Regions from separate parts of the Mus musculus genome. Here region 2 is linked to region 1. The links are chromatin contacts, found by Hi-C or POLR2A ChIA-PET in ENCODE. All regions are on one chromosome and are shown on one strand. Each heading gives the region's core, a stretch centred on a gene start or an enhancer-like site at or near the end of the contact. The rest is flanking DNA. Distances are from core to core; before and after follow the strand shown. Region 1 holds the start of Napepld (N-acyl phosphatidylethanolamine phospholipase D). Region 2 holds the start of Pmpcb (peptidase (mitochondrial processing) beta).

The links. A loop is a pair of places that touch in the nucleus more often than their neighbours do. ChIA-PET counts read pairs that join two places held with the same protein, here RNA polymerase II (POLR2A).
Region 2: a map of heart shows a loop between it and region 1 (7-fold over the local background). The contact joins the promoter of Pmpcb here to the promoter of Napepld in region 1. A Hi-C loop is called at or near these places in 9 of 37 maps with a recorded cell type or tissue (gastrocnemius, heart and left cerebral cortex). POLR2A ChIA-PET finds 5 or more read pairs at or near these places in 4 of 5 experiments (Patski and embryonic stem cell).

The regions. Positions count from the first base shown.
Region 1 is chr5:21,698,550-21,705,455 of GRCm38, forward strand. Napepld (N-acyl phosphatidylethanolamine phospholipase D) reads right to left here and starts at 2,847. Exons shown (of 5, transcript NM_178728.6): 1 at 2,656-2,847.
Region 2 is chr5:21,732,938-21,739,843 of GRCm38, forward strand. It overlaps Pmpcb (peptidase (mitochondrial processing) beta), which reads left to right and starts at 4,223. Exons shown (of 13, transcript NM_028431.2): 1 at 4,223-4,339; 2 at 5,932-6,072. The coding sequence starts at 4,241. RefSeq lists an enhancer at 1-1,495.

The sequences.
Region 1 (6,906 bases), core at 1,597-4,096:
AAACCCTGTCTTGAAAAACCGAAAAACAAAACAAAACAAAAAAAGTGTAAGTTATAATACATCATTTAAGGTTAGTTGGCAGTAGAATGAGTATAACTATGTATGGACTGCTCCTGGAGCTAGCCAAGAACATACATAGCATGGTGTAAAAGTCAATTAGTTAAATAAAAACAGAATAAATGGTTACTAGGTTCAAAAGATGGGTCAAGTAAAGCAGTAAGTTATAGACATGTAGAATTCTTCAGGAATGTAGTCGTTAGAACGACGATTGCGGGCTGGTGAGATAGCTCGGCGGGTAAGAGCACTGACTGCTCTTCCGAAGGTCCTGAGTTCAAATCCCAGCAACCACATTGTGGCTCACAACCATCCGTAATGAGATCTGACGCCTTCTTCTGGTGTGTCTGAAGACAGCTACAGTGTACTTACATACAATAATAAATAAAATCTTTGGGCTGAAGTAGGCGGAGGTCCTGAGTTCAATTCCCAACAACCACATGATGGCTCACAGCCATCTGTACAGCATACAATGTATGCATATACATAAAATAAATAAATAATAAATCTTTAAAAAAAAAAAGACGATTGCTTCAACCTTGCAGTGGAAATCACTGGAACTGATTTTCATGCCAATGTTATACATGCCTAATAGTACTTCAATTAAACCACTTTTACTTGTATTTATTTTAATCTATAGTACCTACATAGACAGGGCGCTCCATGCAGCCACATTCTTACTCATATAGAATGAAAAGGAATGGGAGACCCCACTCTAGCTACAGCTATGCACCACTAAGAGAAACACACGCATACATGCACACACAAATACACATACGCACTCGTGCACACAGAAAACAAACTAAAGTGAAAATATAAACTAAATTTCCACAAAAATCCCTTTGGCTTTCTAAATACCTAAAAGAATATAAGACTTCTTTCAAACAAATAGGTAGGAGTGACTCAAAGAACTAAAGTATAACCAAAACCTTTTCCAATAAAACATCCCTGACCTTATGACAGAACCCTTACGTTAAAATGTCTTTAAACAGTCCCACTGAACAAACATTAGAAAACAGTTTTGCATAGGAGGCAACAAAATGAACCAGCCAGTACCCCTAGACCTCCCAGGGACTAAACCACCAACCAAAGAGATCAAATGGAGGGACCCATGACTCCAGCCACATATGCAGCAGAGGATGGCCTAGTTGGTCATCAATGGGAAGAGAGACTCTTGGTCCTGTGAAGGTTCTATGCTCCAGTGTAGGGGAATGTCAGGGCCAGGAAGCGGGAGTGGGTGGGTTGGGGAGCACGGGGAGGAGGGAGGAGATAGGGGGTTTTTGGAGGGGAAACCTGGAAAGGGGATAACATTTGAAATGTAAATAAATATCTAATAAAAATAAAAAATAAAAAATCATCAGTTTTGGAATCAGAATCTGTCTGATCGAGTTTGGAATTGTGGGTGGAAAAGGAAACATGATAAATACACTAGAGATGTTTGTCTCTTGGACACTTGCTATATAATTCGTGAAGGGATGAAGCCTGTAAAAATATTAACAAAATAAAATCTTTGAAAATTATGACTGTATTTCCAATTGACTTACACCCATTTCAAACCCTCGATTCCTCTTAGATTCTGATTTTAAATGCACATTTTTGCCCTAAATCTTTAACAGAGCTAACATTTCCTTACAACAAAAATCAAACTATTTTTTTTAATTAGACTGTTGTAAGATACAAGTAATCACCCTTTTAAAGATTATGTAACTTCTTTCTAAATCATGTTGTTACCACTAACTTCTACCCAATGTGACAAAACAGAACTGTTATACGTCCATCTGTTAATAAAGATGAAAATTATTTCTTAATTTAAGAGAAGTGTGTTGCAAAAGTGGCTTTCTGACTTCATGCTAAGCCAAAACCACCCATGCAAGTCACAGCATAACAACGTATAAACAGCCTACAGTAAGGGCAAAGCAAGAATCCCAGACTTTTTTTTTTTTATGTTGTTGACTTTTCTCAATCCCTTAATGTTTTCTGGGTCTGACTGTTAGTACACATTATCCAGGTTCCACTGGAGACCTTGAACGCATATTCACAACAACCGGGTTCATACCGCGCTCCTTGGGAAGAGGAGTCCATATGAACCGCCATCAAGAATAGCCGATCTAATGAGCAAACACAGTACAAAAGAAAGAAAAGGAAAAAGAAAAGAAAGAAAAAGGTCTATTGCCATCCTTCTCTAATCCCGCCTCGTACTTTTATTCATTCTGTGGTTAAATAAGTTACTCTTACTTTAAGAAAAACGGCAATAATGCTTTGGGGATGGATTTTTTTAGGACATAAATACTACACCGAAGCTGAAATAAGTTGCTCTGAGCAAGTTGTGGACCCCATTCATTTACATACAACCAAATGAAGATACACCCACTTGTATTCCTATCGTGGAGCTGTAACCAGGGAGTCTGCAGCAGGAAGGGTAGATCTTAAATCCCAAATACAGCTACTTCCCTCTGGGCGCCTAAAAACGCGGTGGCTCTTCACGTAAGCGGATCCAGAGATGCAAGCTCCGCAACTCCAGAGGTGCGGTAATTCAAAAGAAGCCTGCCACTCACAAGTGCATCTCCAGGAGGAGGCAGGGCTTGGGTGCTAGAAACCTACTCGAAACCCGCTGCACTTCACCGAGGTATCCGAACAGCCCCAGAAAGGCTGTTCCACGCAGATATCGAGACTAAGGAGCAAACCAACGAAAAGGAACCGCGGTCGCCGAACCGCCTCCCGCGAAGATCCAGGCTAACAGCAGGGAGGCTCACCCGCAGGCGCTCAGGTTCCCGGGAAGGCGGCGCGCTGTATGTGGGCGGGGCCATGCCGGTGGGCGGCGCTGGAAGGCGGGGGGCGGAGTTGGTTAGAGGGCGGGATGAAGCGAGGCTGCTGGACGGAGCGGAAGCTCGAGGGGCGGAGCCATCTTGCGAGGGTGGAGCGAAGGGGCGGGCTCACCTTGCGCGGAGCGCAGGCAGGCGCGCGCTGCGTCGCGTCTCCTCGCCTGAGGGCCTCGGCTCTGCGGGCCCAGCCGCTCTACGCCCTCCTCCCGCGTCTCTCCTCCCTCGGCCCGGCCACCCCAGCTCCGCTGAGGACACCAACAGCTGCACGCAGCGCCTCAGCACGCGCCGCCTCCCCATCTTTGGTGGCGGTCGTCTCTGACCATGCGGTCCCAGGCTGCAGCCGGGTCATACCGGGAGCCACCCCCTGCCTGGCCTTTACCAAGATGGCTGCCCCGGAGGACAGAGGCGCAGAGGCCTCGAGGCCATCTTGGTAAAGTCCGCGCAGCGAGCAGAACTGATACCGCAAAGCTCTCTGACCAGTTTGGCTCCCAGCCTTCCAGGTCACGTGAGCTCATTCCTTGACAGTTGCTAAACCCAGAAGAATCTGGTTGCCCAATGTGCCTGTCGTGGCCCACTATGTACAACAGCACTGACAGTCTTGACTAAAGAGCTCGGTTACAGACACTGATTATATATAGTGAGTACTGAGTATAAATGGCTCCACTACCTTGTGTACTCAGTTACATTTTAAATTATGTCAGCCTTCGGCATATAATGTTCTAAATGTCTGGCTTTTTGAAATCTCAGGATAAGATCAAAACATAAAATTACAATTCTGAAATTCTTAACTGGTTGAAATTATTTCAAGAGATAACTTGCAAAGTCATACAGAATTCAATGGTAAATAGATAGGCTGACAGTTTAAATACTCTTGAAGGTCTTTGTGAGATATATTCATAGACCAGAACTAAATAGATTGTGTCTGAGATTGTGTTAGCAAAAAGAAAAGAAAGACCAGGCATTAGTACAGATACGCTAGGAATATGCAAACCAAACTATAATGCATTTAGAAAGTGACTATAGCTATCTAATACTGCAGGACACTATCGATGTATACTTGATTTCCTCAGGGTAGTTTGCAGTTGTAACTGATTGTTTTCCTTTTGCTAGTTTTAAGTGTAAAACTAGCAAAAGTTTAAAGTTTATTCCTGATAGCTCTTTTGCGCCTGGGTGGGGCTGAATAATTCTCGACATGCATTAGCAAATTTTAAAAAAGAAGGGAAGACACACTTCAAATTCAACCCCAAAGGACAGACTGCTATTACTGCTTCGATTCCTAGCATCCTTGCTAGGGAACTTTAAACATGTCATTTCTTGCCCTTATTCCATCAGTCACTGTGAACACATTTTATATACACAAAAAATGGGTCTGCATTGTCATGCTGTTTGGATAAATTTCTGATACAATAATGCTTAAATCATTTGACTCTTCTAAGAAGAAATATTCTGGGTTTCACAACCACAATAGCATTTTCATACAAAAGTAAAAGGTTTAGTTTGACATGCCGCCATGTTCACAGAGTAGTTACCTCAGCACAAGATATGAGTCTATGAGTCAGAAAATGAAAATGGAGTGCCTCTTAGCATGGTGGAGAGAGGAGTCCTCAGGGAGCTAGTGTTTTAGATAAGCAAGGCCAGTGTGTGTCGGGAAGGATCACAGTATGCAGTAAGGTTTGTTTTCCCAACCCAGCAAACACTACAGAAGTTTCAGAACTATGGAAGAATTCGTTGTTTTCCCTAGAGAAACCAAAGGAAGCAAATCAGTACAACAAATTCTATCCTGCAGAGCAAACCCTCTCCAGTTTGTTCTCCTTCACTTAGGACAGAATGAACATTGCACCCTAAGCGTTTTACTCATGGTTTAATTTTAGACTCTGACCTGCTGAACTGAGTGAGTTTTATTTGCCTTTCCTATTTATGTCTCTCTTAGGAAGTGGAACACTCAGAACGTAAGGCTAACTCTTCGTTTTCTGAATTGCTCATTTTTAATAAAGATGAGTAAATTTACACAAGTCCCTAAAAGTAGCTAATGACCAATGTAATTTTTTTTCCTGAAGGCCAACACTAGAGAATTATTTCTAGAAGACTTTAATATCAGATCTGTATTTATGGAGCTACCAACTCAAAGATTTCCTAACTATTAAAAAATATAGGCAAGGGAAAAAAGAAATCTCAAAGTTGAGTGGGAAAGAGTTGCAGAATGGGGGAAGTGAATTTATTAAAAATATGTTGTATGAAATTCTCAAAGAATTAATAGAAAATTGTTTAAAATATGTAAAACACATGTATACTGCCAAGAGATGACAGGAAGATACTTAGACAACTAAATTCTAATCACTTTTTAAAATTAACTATCTTTGACGTGAGAAAATCTCCCTTCTACCTCCCAAGTACTTAGTCCCAATCCGCCACTGTAGTTGTACTGTTCTGTTCATCTAAAACAACGGGGGTAATTGATAAAGGAGGGGAGGGTGCTGATAACAGTGGCTAGTTGTTCTGTTTTGGACCATTAGTCAGCAACTATTGGCAAAAGCCCATAGTTTCCATTTGTTTCAAGGTTTTTTAAAGAACAGTTTCAACTCTCATAGAAATGCTGCTGCTTTTTATGGTGAAAAAGGAAAAAAAAAAAAAAAAGCACATGAAAATTCACTATCCTAATCACCTGAAATGCACAGTTCAAAAGTGTTGGGGATAGCAAGGGGACTCACCAGGCAAAGGTGCTTGCCATGCAAGCCTGCCAACATAATTCAGCCCCTGAAAGGCAAGAACCAATGACACAGTTCTCCACAAATACACTATGGCACACATGCCCATACACATATCATGCACACATCCAGTAATAATTATTTTTAAAGCATTGTTGAATGGCATTTACTGTGAGCACATACAGACTAGAATATAGCTTTCTTCCCTGCCAAGATCAGACTAGACCAAACTGTGTGGGTCTATCTGTTTCTCCATAAACAGCCATTAAGGAACATTTCTTGTCTTGACTTTTCTCATCTACCTTGGGTTTCCATGTCTCTAGAAAAGCATTGGTACATATCTTCTCATGTTTCCAATTCAGAGACTAGGATATGATTCTGTGTAGTAAACTGAATAACCCCCATCACCACCAGTAACCCAAGACACTTAATTCCTGACTCCTGGAATCTGTGAGTGTTGCCTTCTATAGAAAGAAAGTTGTAATGCAGTGATTAAAGATCTTATGTCAGGTAAATTAGCCTGAAATGCCCAGGTGGGCTGTAAAGGTAATCACAAGGATCATTCTAAGAGAGAGGGAAGAAGATAAGTAGGCCAAGGGGAAAGTGGCAGCACAGAGATTGCAGGGATACAGCCACAGCCACAGAAACTTCCAGCAGCTTCTAGAAAGAACCAGTCCTCCTGAAAATGTGTCGAGAGCTCTGAGAAACCAGTCTTCGGGGTTTGGCTTCCAGAACAGTTGCGTTGTTATATTTCACCAAGTTCATGGTAATTTGTTTGAGCAGCATTCAAACCCCAGTATATTCTCCCTTAAACAGTTTTTAAGTCTAACATGAATTATAAAAAAACACTGTCAAATGTGAGGATGGAGGTGTAGCTTAGTGGTACAGTACTTGCCTAGCATGTGTGAGGCCCATACCACTACAGCACACTCTAGTACAGCATATACATAAATCTATAATACATACATCGTTTCCATAGAGAGTAGACACAGAGCTCTAAACCTTATGCAGTGACCTGTGTATTGAGCTCAGTGGGGGCAGTTTTATGAGTGGATGCTAGGGCAGAATGGGCCATTACCTTTGTTCCTGTCCCAAACAAGTTAGCTGCCCTAAGTCTCAGTTTCTTTCTCTTATAAAAGAATGAGATTAATTTACATAACTCCTAAAATTCCAGAGTTCTAAAATACAAGTCTGTTATAAAAATGTTTTACCTGGGATTTTATGTTCACACTTCATTGCTCTAACAGCCCCTCTCCAGCTTCCCTACCCACCACAAAGTCTAAACAGATTGCTGAGTGCATACACAACTCTCCTTGGGCAAATGT
Region 2 (6,906 bases), core at 2,973-5,472, 36 kb after region 1:
AGACTAGGGAACGCATGGACAGTCACTCACATGTAACTGCTCAGAACACAGGGAAGTATTCAAGAGGTATTTAGACAATAGGCGTGTGGGGGCCTTGGGACACATTCCCAGGGATTAATTATAGCCCCGGTTCCCATGGTGATTATACATTCGGCTCACGGCCAGCTGCCCACTCAGTACAACCTTCATGAAGAGGCAAGAGACAAAGGGAATAGAGCTGGAACACGTCAGTGTGTCCAGACTGCACAAAGGCTGCCAGCCTCGCAGCCTGACACAAGGACACATCCCATAGCACACTAACCATTCCTGTCACCAGGGGGCCACCAAGAAATGGCTGGATCAGGAAGGCTTTATGAGCCAGGCAGAGATTTTTTTGCTCCAATTCATTTGCCATTCCCTTTATTACCTTTTTAGTTATGGCCAGATGAGCAACTCTCAATTTCTCTTCCTATTTCAATTTGCCCAAGAAGCTCTGTGACCAATGTCTCCCCTCCCCACCCTTCCCACACACACTTGTGCATTTGAAACGGTGACTGTAATGCATAATGACCAGTAGGGAGAAAGCAATATTCTCTCCCTTTTTCCTTCCCAGAAAAAGAGATTTGGGAGAAATGTAACCTCTTTTTTTATTTTTTATTTTTTAGATTCATTTATTATTTTATGTCTAAGAGTACACTGTTGCTGTTTTCAGACACACCAGAAGAGTGCATAAGATCACACTACAAATGGCCGTGAGCCACCATGTGGTTGCTGGGAATTGAACTCAGGACCTCTGGAAGAGCAGCCGGTGCTCTTAACCACTGAGCCATCTCTCCAGCCCCTATTTTTTTTTTTTTATTAGTTAAAGTTTTTGTATGGCTATAATTACAGGCTCACCGGCAGTTGTAACTAATTTTTTGCATTTTAAGAATCTAGGCTGCCCCAATGGTAACGTCACATCTAACTATAATACAGTATCATGGCGTTTGAGCCAGAACAGCTGAGCTGAACCAGCCAGAGCTCAGAATGAACTAGAAAGGATGCGCTTATTCCACAGTAAGTCTCAGAGGCTGAAAATATTCTAGGTCTACCTTAGATTGTATGGAGGCTAGAAGCTTCCAGGACTAGCCCTAGGTTGGCAGACTGAAGCCGTAGGCCTCACAGATAACAATTATCTCAGACAAATAAGTCACAATTTACAGGAAGGAGAGAAGCAATTAATGAGACACATTCACCACCACCTCCCCAAACCAGTAAACAAATGTAATTAAAAAATAGGGCACAGTCTAGGTCCCAAAGGATATCCAAACTATTAAAAAAAATCAAAAGAGCTCACTGAAACTCAGCGGACTACAGGGCAATGGCAGCAGACAGGCACAGCAAGAGAAACCACAGAAACTGGAGAAGCACACAGAGACTTAGCATAAAGCATACAGCTCGAGGTGATGGGGATGTGTGTGGGGGGGTTACAAACGCGAGGTGATGGGGGGGGGGTTACAGCAAAGCCCAAGGAAACCCACAGCTTGAAAAACTAAAAATGAACAAATTCCTTGATGTTTGTGACCTGCCAAAATTAGAAGCTGGGGTTTGGGGGGGAGGTGGCAGGGGAGGGGGGAGGTGGTGGGGGAGGGCGTTTCTAAACAATTTAAGCACATCCACAATGAGCAAGGTCATGGCAGTCATAGCCTTTAGCAAAGGCAAGCTCATCCTACATAGATTTTCTGCTGCATTCTACCAGCTTCTTACAAGAGAGGGAAAGTCCTTGTGCCTTACACTAGTCAATAAAACAGAGAACGAGAAGGAACACTGTTAGACGCCCTACAGGAGCATTCTCCTGAGGCCAAACTGGCTAAGGACAAAACAACAACAAAAATGAGAGAAAAAAATCCTCAGATACATAGATATAAAGTTTCCAAGAGGATCATGGCAAATTCACCAACAGGCTAAACCATGGGGTACCATGACTAAACTGGTGTCATCCCATGGATACAAGGATGGCTTAAATCAGTAAACATATACCTTGTAAAGGCAATATGATGGAAACCACACAACCTTGTCAGTAGATGCAGAAATTCCTTCACGATCCTCCTAGGAACAGAAGGCGCATACTCCAACATAATAAAGACTATAATACAGTCAGTAAGCCTAGAGCTAACATTATACTAAACAGAGAAAAACTGAAAGCATTTCCCTTAAAATCAGAAACGGGGGGCAGGGCCATGGCTCCGTAGTGAACATATTTACTGTACAAATGGAGGGTGGGCAGGGAATCCTCAGAGCAAACCGGCTGGAGAGACGAGCCGTATCAGTGAGCTCAGGTTGAGTGAGAGATTCTGACTCCATGAACAAGGTAGGAGAGTGGTCAAGGATAACTCCCAGCGTTAGCTTGGGACCTTCTCATGTAACGTGCGCGCGCGCGCGCGCGCGTGCACACACACACCACACACACACACCAAACACACGCATTCACGGGTGGTCCTTCCCACCAAAAATATGCACGACACATACATTCAAAAATGGAAAAAGATTTTAAAAGTACAAATGACCAACAAATATTTGAACAAAAAAATGCTCACGACCCACGGCTTTCAGAGAAATGCAAATTCAAACTATGTTGAGATTCCATTTTTTCTAGTTTTTGTTTTGTTTTGTTTTTACTGTCACTGTGATAAAATAACCTGCAGTTCCAGAGGGCTTCCATCCATCCGTGATGGGGAAGGCAGGGCGACAGGAACAGGCGCTATCAAGCTGCATCACAGCTCAGAAACAGGGAGATCGGGAAGTGGGACCAGGCTATGAAACCTCCAGAGTCTGTGCCCAATGCCTTCTACTGTAAGGCTCTACTGCCTAAAGGTTCCACAACCTTCGCAAACAGCGCCGCCAGCTGGAGGGCAGTTGTCTAAACTTCTACACTTAGAATGGCTATCGATAAAATAGCAAGAAGTCAGAGTGGAAAGTCAGAGGCAGGAACCAAAGGTGACATGGAGTTCCTGGTTTGGACGTTTGACTGGTTGTCACCATTACAGCTACAAACTGACAATGAGGCGCCCAAGGGATTTTCCTGTCTTTTTGGCTTTTCGAGACAGGGTTTCTCTGTGTAGCCCTGGCTGTCCTGGAACTCACTTTGTAGACCAGGCTGGCCTTGAACTCTGAAATCCGCCTGCCTCTGCCTCCCGAGTGCTGGGATTAAAGGCGTGCGCCACCACGCCCGGCCCGGATTTTCCTGTCTTGTTGTTAAATGGTGAATAGTTAAAAGAGGAGGCTGGGTGGGAAAAGGATACCTGAACGATAATGTAAATTAGGTATTAGGCAACAAGGGGTCAAGTTAGACAGAACTCCAACTTCTAAAGTTACAGCGCACACTCTTTAGTGTTAAACAGCCTGTTAGGCAGCCAATACCTCAGTTCCCACTGTAAAATTAGCAAAGTAATAGTCGCTTCCTCACAGAAAAGAGCTTGCTAGGGGCTTGCAGGCAGCTCAGCGGGTAAAGTCACTTGCAGTGCAAGCCTGTCCACCTGAGTTCCACCCCCAGAATTCATGCAAAGGTAGAAGGGGCAACTGATTGCATAAAGTTGTCTTCTGACCTCCACAAGCTTGGAGTGGCATGCACCCACCCCCTCCCCATAATAAGTTAAATAAAAAGCTTTAATTTTAAAAAGTGCTTGCTATTTTCGTTAAGCCTCAAACCCTGGGACAATTGGCTAAAGTGGCTATTTGACAAATTTTAGTTTCATTAGAGTGTATGTGGATAAAGAGGCACCCAGGAACGGGTAAGAGCAGTTTGTTTTGGCAGAGCCCTAAGACGTGGAAGTAAATAACATTAAATCATGGTAACAGAATGTAAGATTATGTTTGTAAAGCGTCTGTCTTTTAGTAGCAATCTCGGCAAAGGTATTCCTATGGAATAGAATAAGCAACGCTATAAACATTAGAACAACGAAGACCAACATGATAGATCCTTCAATGTGTCTGTCCCTCCCGCACTGGATCTCTCTGATTAACTCCAACCGCCTGGGGATACATGTTCCGTTCACTTTGTCCCTTGTGTGTCTTGCACATCATTTCTACAGACCTGATTATTTGGAGCGAACTGGGGAGGGAGTCAAAGGGTGAAGGGATTGAGGGTTCTAAGCCCAGACACAGAATCAAAGGAATTTCAGAGACTGCAATTCCTGCTGCCGCCACAGGGTGGAGCCAGCCTCTAGTTCTGGGGCCTGGAGTCATGACCCGGAAGTACATCTCCACTTTCTCCACCGCAGAGATGGCGGCGGCCGCTCTATCCCGGACGCTGTTGCCAGAGGCCCGGCGGCGCCTGTGGGGATTTACACGAAGGCTTCCGCTTCGCCGCGCCGCTGCTCAGGTGAGTCTCGCTCCGCCGTGCCCCGGCGGCTCCCGGTGTGCTTTGGGCCGGGCCTCCGGATCCGCTATCCCGGGGCGCTGCGGCCGGGCGCAGAGGGGGCGGGGCGGCTGCTCCCCCTCCACGCCACCCGCGGGAGGTAAGAAAAGGAGCCGTGGACCCCCAAACCAGACAGCGCCATCCTCAGCCCATGGACACCCAAACCAGACAGCGTCAACCTCAGTTCATCCGAGTTTTATCCCAGCGTTTTCCTTATTTGAGAGTTGTCTTGCTCCAAAGGGATCTCTCTCTCTCTCTGTGTGTGTGTGTGTCTGTCTGTCTGTCTGTTAGTTTGCTATTACCAATGTTATTGTATGTCGGGCTGTTCTCTCTCGAGAAAAGGAAACTAGGACAAGCGCTTTATGAATTTGAAGTTGGGTTTGCTTTTGGTTTTGATATTTTGAGACATCGTTGTTACACAGGGTTTCTCTGTGTAACATCTCTGGCTGTCCTGGATCTTGCCCTGTAGATCGGGCTGGCCTCAGATCCGCCTGCCCCTACACAGTAGGGCACAGTCAGGTCATGGTGTATTATTTGATCAGGGAGCAGAAAGCCTTTGGGTCACAGAAGCAGGACAGTGCGGGCTCGTACACATTTCTTAAGTACCTGTGGCTGTGGCTGTGAAGAAACCACGACCATGGCAACTCTTATAAAGGAAGACACATTAGCTGGGGCTGCTTACAGTTCAGAGGTTTCGTCCATCATCATCAGAGCAGGAAGCATGGCAGAGTGCTGGCAGACGTGGTGGAGAAGGAGCCAAGAGTTCTACATCTGGGTTGGCAAGAGATAGACACAGACAGACAGACAGACAGATAATGGACCTGGCTTGAGCATTTTAAACCCTATAACCCACCCCAGTGGCACACTTCCTCCAACCTTCTAGTAGTCTCTCTCTCTGATGACTAAGTGTTCAAATCTGTGAGCCTCTGTGGTCCATTCCTATTCAAACCACCACTGTGTCTGGCGGTTAGGTCAGTCTCAGGTTTTTGGGTCAGGGTTTAGGAAATACGTTTTTCTCATTTCAATATGAAAACATGAAAAAGCTGCTGAAGCGTCTGTAGTCAAACCAGTTGGCCCGAGAGCCTCTGAAGCATCTGTCCTGTTTCTGTCTGTCCTTTGTGAACAGGAGCATCCCGTCTGTCTCACTTCTACACAGTCAGTTTTGTATTGTTATTTCAGTTTCTTGACTTTTTGTCCTTAGTGAATATGAAGCATCTGTAGGAGAGGTAGCTGAATCAGGGTGCTTGTTGAAGGGTAATGTGCTAACTGCTCCCGTTCTTGGAGAGAAAGGCATGTTCTCTCAAGTGTTGCCTGTTTGACAGAGCGGTTGGTTAAGGAACATTTCCTAGGCTACTGCTAGAGCCCAGTGGAACCAGAACTGGGACCTCATTCTCCGCGCTTTCTGCCAATGACACACACACACAGACACACATAGCAGATTACATCCACCCCGGGCTAGGAAAGTGGTTTTGGAATGAGTCTGTTTGAGGTTGTTTTGTTTGACACTGAACACCAGGACAGTAATGTTTTCTCTCTTTCCCTCCTCCTCCCGTCAGCCGTTGTACTTTGGAGGGGACCGACTAAGAAGCACACAGGCTGCCCCACAGGTTGTGCTGAATGTCCCCGAGACACAAGTGACATGTTTGGAAAATGGACTCAGAGTAGCTTCTGAAAACTCTGGGCTCTCAACGTGCACAGTAAGTCACTGCTACAGTCTTTTTTGTTTGTTTGTTTGTTTGTTTTGTTTTTTCAAGACAGGGTTTCTCTGTGTAGCCCTGGCTGTCCTGGAACTCACTCTGTAGACCAGGCTGGCCTCAAACTCAGAAATCCGCCTGCCTCTGCCTCCTGAGTGCTGGGACTAGAGGCGTGCGCCACCACTGCCCGGCTGGCTGCTACAGTCTTTAGTCGGCACCTTGTCTGGGAGGGAGCAGCCACAGCTGCAGCTCTCTGGTTGGCTGGGTTCTCCGAGCTTGAACCTTCCCTTCCAGGTGCACTTTGGTACCGAGTGCTTATGTCCTTCTCTCACTGCTGACATCTGCCTCTGACGGTCATGAGCCTGGCCACTTTCCCACGGCCGTCAGCAACACAAGCTCAGGGAGAGTCACGTGGCTATCTGAGGTTATAAAGCTTATGCTTGTATCTGAGCCTGACTTTCTGACAGTCCCTGATGTCTATTCCACAGTTATTAATTAGATGTGCTAAATGAGCTATGTTAAGAATTTGACTCTGATACTTGTTTTTGTTGTTGTTTTGTTTTGTTTTTTCAAGACAGGGTTTATTTGTATAGCCCTGGACTAGACTGGCCTCGAACTCTGAGGTTCTTGGATTAAAGGCATATAACACCACCACCTGGCTGAGTCTGATATTTGTAACAGCCTGCTGGAAATTAAGTTTCAGGTTATAGGAATGAACTGTCATTTCATTGTAGTCAAAGAGACATGGTCAGATTGGAAAACATTTTCCAGAAAAAGGAATGAGATGACCTTGTGTGTCCAGAAACTGAATTTTGTTTTTTTTATGGGACTGTGCAT